2 separate regions of the Homo sapiens genome follow, and region 1 is linked to region 2. Evidence: read pairs that join two places in POLR2A ChIA-PET (ENCODE). Cell type or tissue: GM12878. All regions are shown on one strand. Links, peaks and the distances in the headings refer to the core of each region. The heading gives the core; the rest is flanking DNA. Region 1 has its middle 33 kb from the start of MORN3. Region 2 overlaps KDM2B-DT (KDM2B divergent transcript).

Region 1 (2,912 bases), core at 214-2,713, 50 kb after region 2:
ACACCTGTAATCCCAGCACTTTGTGAGGCTGAGGTGGGGAGATCATCTGAGGTCGGGAGTTCAAGACCAGCCTGAGCAACAAGGTGAAACCCCGTCTCTACTAAAAATACAAAAGTTAGCTGGGCATAGTGGCGGGCGCCTGTAATCCCAGCTACTCAGGAGGCTGAGGCAGGAGAATCGCTTGAACCCGGGAGGGGGAGGTTGCAGTGAGCCAAATTGTGCCAGCGCACTCCAGCCTGGGTGACAGAGTGAGACTCCATCTCAAAAAACAAAAAGTAGCTGGGGCTACAGTCATGCCCACTATATCCAGCTAATTTTTTTTTCTTTGTGTGTGTGTGTGTGTCTGTGTGTGTGTGTGAGATAGGGTCTCACTTTGTTGCCCAGGCTGGGGTGCAGTAGCGCAATCACGGCTCATTGTAGCCTCAACCTCCTGGGCTCAAGGGATTCTCTCACCTCAGCCTTCTGAGTAGCTAGGACTACAGGTATACTCACTACACCCAGCTAATTTTTTGATTTTGTAGAGATGAGGTCTCACTGTGTTGCCCAGGGAGATCTCGAATTCCTGGACTCAAGTGATCCTCCTACATCAGCTCCCTAAATTGCTGGATTACAGGTGTGTGCCTGCTTTATGTGTTTTTCTTTCTTTCTTTCTTTCTTTTTTTTTTTTTTTTTTTTTTTAGACAGAGTTTCGCTCTTGTTGCCCTGGCTGGAGTGCAATGGCGCGATCTTGGTTCACTGCAACCTCCACCTCCTGGGTTCAAGCGATTCTCCTGCCTCAGCCTCCTGAGCAGCTGGGACTATAGGCACGCATTACCACGCCCAGCTAATTTTTGTATTTTTAGTAGAGACGGGGTTTCACCATATTGGCCAGGCTGGTCTCGAGCTCTTGACCTCGTGATCCACCCACCTCGGCCTCCCAAAGTGCTGGGATTGCATACGTGAGCCACCGCGCCCGGCCCTGTGTTTTTCTTTTTAACCAAGATTTATTGAGCTGCTGTAGCTGGCCCTATGCTAAACATCTACATATGAAAACTACATTTAATCTCAGCCACCATGTGAGGGAGGTGCTCCTTTGCCCCCTTCATACCCGGGCTGTGGAGCCAAGTGGACTTGGTTTTGAATCCAGCAGCAGAGTAACCCTTTGGACAGCTGACATCACCTTTCTGAGCCTCAGTTTCCTCGTTTGTAAAAGAAGAATAATGGTATTAGTAACTCGTGGGATTCTCTTTTTTTTTTTTTTTTTTGAGACAGACCATGCTCTGTCACCAAGACTGGAGTGTAGTGGCACTATCTTGGCTCACTGCAACCTCTGCCTCCCGGGTTCAAGCGATTCTCCTGCCTCAGCCTCCCAATTAGCTGGGATTACAGGTGCCCACCACCACACCCCAGCTAATTTTTTTTTTTTTTTTGAGATGGAGTCTCACTCTGTTGCCCACACCGGAGTATAGTGGCATGATTTCGGTTCACTGCAACCTCCATGTCCAGGTTCAAGCGATTCTCATGGCTCAGCCTCCCAATTTTCTGGGATTACAGGTGTGTGCCACCACACTCAGCTAATTTTTTTGTATTTTAAGTAGAGGCAGGGTGTCACCATGTTGGCCCGGCTGATCTTGAACTCCTAACCTCAAGTTATCTGCCTGCTTCGGCCTCCCAAAGTGCTGGGATTACAGGCATGAGCCACCACACCTGGCCCACCCCTGACTAATTTTTGTATTTTTAGTAGAGACAGGGTTTCACCATGTTGGCCAGGCTGGTCTTGAACTCCTGGCCTCAAGTGATCCACCCTCCTCAGCTTCCCAGTGTGCTGGGATTACAGGCATGAGCCACTGCCCCTGTCAGCCTCTATTTTATAGGTGTGGAAGCTGTGGCACAGAGAGGTTGAGATCCTTATCCAAGGTCAACAGCTTTGTAAGTGGAGGAGCCAGTTTGCAGCCAGCTGTGTGGTTTGTTCTGTGGTCCTGACTGCATAGAGGGGGAGAGACACTACCTCGGGGGTGGCTGGGGCACAGGCGAGGCACCAAGTAGGGAGCAGAATGGGACTGCAGACCTGTATACAGGCCCCCCATACACACCCCAGCGGCCAGCTCAGGGCCTGAGCCACCTAAAGGCTCCAGACGTTTCCAGTGAGTGGATCAGTAGCAGTGGACCTGGGGCAGCTCAGCAACAGCCGCTGCTGCTTGTCCTGTCTTGGGTTTCAGGTTCCGGGGTGGCAGGCCAGAGCAGGAAGAGGAAGTGCTGGGGGTGGGGAGGTGGCAGGAGACACTGGCTGCTGGAGGGGGCTCCCCTCTTCCAGGTGTGGGCAGGCCTGGGGGCAGAGACAAGGGAGCTGCAGGATGTGGCCCTCCATCTGCCGTGCCCTGGTGACCTACCCCACGTCTTGTGTCCAGCACCCACATGTGCTGAGATACCCTCACCCGCATGGACTCAGAATTCTCAGGGCTGGCTTTCGGCCACCAAAGATCTTAAACACGGTAGAAATCCTGATGGCATTGCCCCAAATTTATATGAGCTTGAAATGTTTTGTAAACGCCTGGACTGAGAAGTACATACTGCCATCCACTGTGGGCATTCTTAGACAAAAGCCTGTGAATCCTGTTGAAATTGTCAGAAAAGTCCTGTGAATAAATGATACTTGGCTGTTTTAAGGAGAGTGTCCACCATCTTCAGATTCTCAGAGATGTCCGACCCCAAGTCAGATCCAGATTGTGACCTTCATCTCGCTGCAGCCCCTTTTTTTATGGGTGTTGAGGAGGGTCTTGGCCAAGGTTACCGGTAAACAGGCAGTTAAGGAGCTGGAACATGGGTTTGCCAGTTTGGCCTGGCGTTCTTTATGCCTGAGTGTGCCCCTCTGGAGGATGTTGTAAAGAGACTGTGGGGTGGGGATGAGGTTCCTAAACTGAGTAATAATGAAG
Region 2 (2,912 bases), core at 250-2,749:
ATACATTCTTTAGTATGTGCAGAATTTCCTTTGGAAAGATCAAAAAGTGAGAAAAAGAACTGGGAAAAGAGAAGAAAGCCTATTTTTTGGTAAAGTGATATTTTTACCACATATGTACATGAACGGTGCCTGATTTTAAACCTTATTGACTTAATCTCATTTTAGATGCTGTAGTACCTCTTGAATTTTGTACCGCACAGATGTATTACCTACTCAAAAATAATTCCATTTTATTCCTTTTTTAAGTCTATAAGATTCAAAATCAGGCAAACCTAAACCAAAACTAAATTTTTTTTTTTTTTTTGAGACAGGGTCTTGCTCTGTCACCCAGGCTCTGGTGTGCAGTGGTGTGATCACAGCTCACTGTAGCCTCCACCTCCCGCGCTCAGGCAATGCTCCCACCTCAGACTCCCGAGTAGCTGGGACTTGTAGGCATGCAAGACCAGGCCCAGCTAATTTTGGTACTTTTTGTAGGGACTCTGTTTTGCCATGTTACTCAGGCTGTTCTCAAACTCCTGAGCTCAAGTGATCCACCCCTCAGCCTCCCAAAGTGGGGGATTACAGGCTAAATATTCTTTAGATATAGATACATAAGTCACAAAACAGGAATAAAAGCAAGGAATGATTAACACAAAATGCTGCAAAAGACCATTCAGGAAAGGAATGTGAACAGAGATACTAGTGACTTTCTGTTTCTTAATCCACCTGCTGGGCATCTAAGACTGTTCCTTAAAGTATAGTTAAATATTTTTCAGATTCTATTGTATTTATGAGATATTCCACAATTTTTTCTTTTTCTTTTTTTTCTTTTTTTTTTTGAGACGGAGTCTCGCTCTGTCGCCCAGGCTGGAGTGCAGTGGCATGATCTCGGGTCACTGCAACCTCTGCCTCCCTGGTTCAAGCGATTCTCCTGCCTCAGCCTCCTGAGTAGCTGGGACTACAGGCAAATGCCGCCACACCCAGCTAATTTTTGTATTTTTTGTAGAGACGGGGTTTTGCCATGTTGGCCAGGCTGGTCTCGAACTTCTGAGCTCAGGTGATCTGCCCGCCTCAGCCTCCCAAAGTGCTGGGATTACAGGCCTGAGGCACTGCGCCCAGCCTTATTTTCTTGTATTATTGTATCACAGAAATATACACACCAGCCAGGTGCTGTGGCTCATGCCTGTAATCCCACCACTTTGGAAGGCCAAGGTGGGCAGATCATTTGAGGTAAGGAGTTGGAGACCAGCCTGGTCAACATGATGAGACCCTGTCTCTACTAAAAATACAAAAATTAGCCAGGCATGGCGACACGCGCCTGTAATCCCACCTACTCAGGAGGCTGAGGCAGGAAAATTGCTTAAACCCGGGAGGCAGAGATTGCAGTGAGCCAAAATCATGCCACTGCACTCCAGCATGGGTGACTAAGCAAGTCTCCATCTCAAAAAAAAAAAAGAAAGAAAGAAAGAAATATACACACCATCTCTCATCTTGCCTTTCACTGACTATAATCTTGGACCCCTTTCCACGTGCTATCTGTAGAACTGCCATTCTAAAGTATTATTTAGGCTGGGCGCGGTGGCTCACGCCTGTAATCCCAACACTGGGAGGCTGAGGCAGGCGGATCACCTGAGGTCAAGAGTTGGAGACCAGCCTGGCCAACATGGTGAAACCCCGTCTCTACTAAAAATACCAAAAATTTGTTGGGCGTGGCGGCATGTGCCTGTAATCCCAGCTACTCGGGAGGTTAAGACAGGAGAATCGCTGGAACCCGGGAGTCAGAGGTTGCAGTGATCCGAGATCGCACCATTGCACCCCAGGGGCCTAGACAACAAGAGCGAAACTTCGTCTCAAAAAAAAAAAAAAAGAAAAGAAAAAGAAAAAAAGTATTATTTAAGTGTTACATAAATCTGAGTGTTGTGATAGAAAATTCGATTGGTTTTAAAAAGTCACAGAGTAAAGTGTATATTATGACCCATTTATGTCAAAACAAGCTATTTATAGTAATATTTGTATATATATATGTGTGCCCCCCCACCAAAAAAAAAAAAAGATAAGAAAGGCTTGGAGACTGGGCACGGTGGCTCACTCCTGTAATCCTAGCACTTTGGGAGGCTGAGGCAGATGGATCACCTGAGGTCAGGAGTTCGAGACCAGTCTGGCCAACATGGCGAAACCCTGTCTCTACTAAAGATACAAAAATTAGCTGGGCGTGGTGGCGCTCGCCTGTAATCCCAGCTACTTGAGAGGCTGAGGAAGGAGAATCGCTTGAACCTGGGAGGTAGAAGTTGCAATGAGCCGAGATCATGCCACTGCACTTCAGCCTGCCCAACGGGAGCAAGACTCCATCTCAAAAAAAAAAAAAAGAAAGGCTTGGAATTGCGCGGCAAACCACTACCTTTGATTCCCTCACAGGAGGGGAGAAAATTTTAACGGGGTTATATTTATATATTATTTGCGTCTTTAACAACAATTTTGACCTTTTACATTTGTCAAATATTTCAAACATAATGAAAGTTATAAAATAAATAAAGAGGGCCTAGTGCAGTGGCTCACGCGTATAATCCTAACATTTTGGGAGGCTCAGGCAGGCAGATCACCTGAGGTCAGGGGTTCGAGACCAGCCTGGGCACCATGGCAAAGCCCCGTCTCTACTAAAAATACACAAATTGGCCAGGTGTGGTTACATCTGTAATCTCAGCTACTCAGGAGGCTGAGGCAGGAGAATCGCTTGACTCAGGAGGCAGAGGTTGCAGTGACCCGAGATGGTGCCACTGCACTTCAGCCTGGGCAACAGAGTGAGACTCCCTCTCAAAAAAAATTAATAAAATAAATAAAGACTCGTGTATCCAGCATCCAGTGTTGGCAAATGTTAGAGATTTGCCATATTTGTATGAGTTTTGCAATTTAAAACAAATATTCTTTTTTTTTTT

What was found. Peaks named below come from ENCODE experiments on the same cell type or tissue, not always from the same donor. Only the 100,000 strongest peaks of a DNase experiment are listed, where the experiment ranks them.
Region 1: POLR2A ChIA-PET joins it to region 2 with 10 read pairs; 31 of 35 experiments call an interaction of 5 or more read pairs at or near these places.

The regions. Positions count from the first base shown.
Region 1 is chr12:121,635,461-121,638,372 of GRCh38, forward strand. It overlaps the pseudogene ORAI1. Among named protein-coding and RNA genes, the nearest start is that of MORN3, 33 kb to the right of the region's middle. RefSeq lists enhancers at 2,243-2,312, 2,373-2,462. In GM12878, for the core only: no CTCF peak of the experiment used is centred there; no DNase peak of the experiment used is centred there; H3K4me3 peaks cover 529 bases; H3K27ac peaks cover 1,288 bases.
Region 2 is chr12:121,585,735-121,588,646 of GRCh38, forward strand. All of the region lies in intron 1 of KDM2B-DT (KDM2B divergent transcript), which reads left to right. Among named protein-coding and RNA genes, the nearest start is that of KDM2B, 6.2 kb to the left of the region's middle. In GM12878, for the core only: no CTCF peak of the experiment used is centred there; no DNase peak of the experiment used is centred there.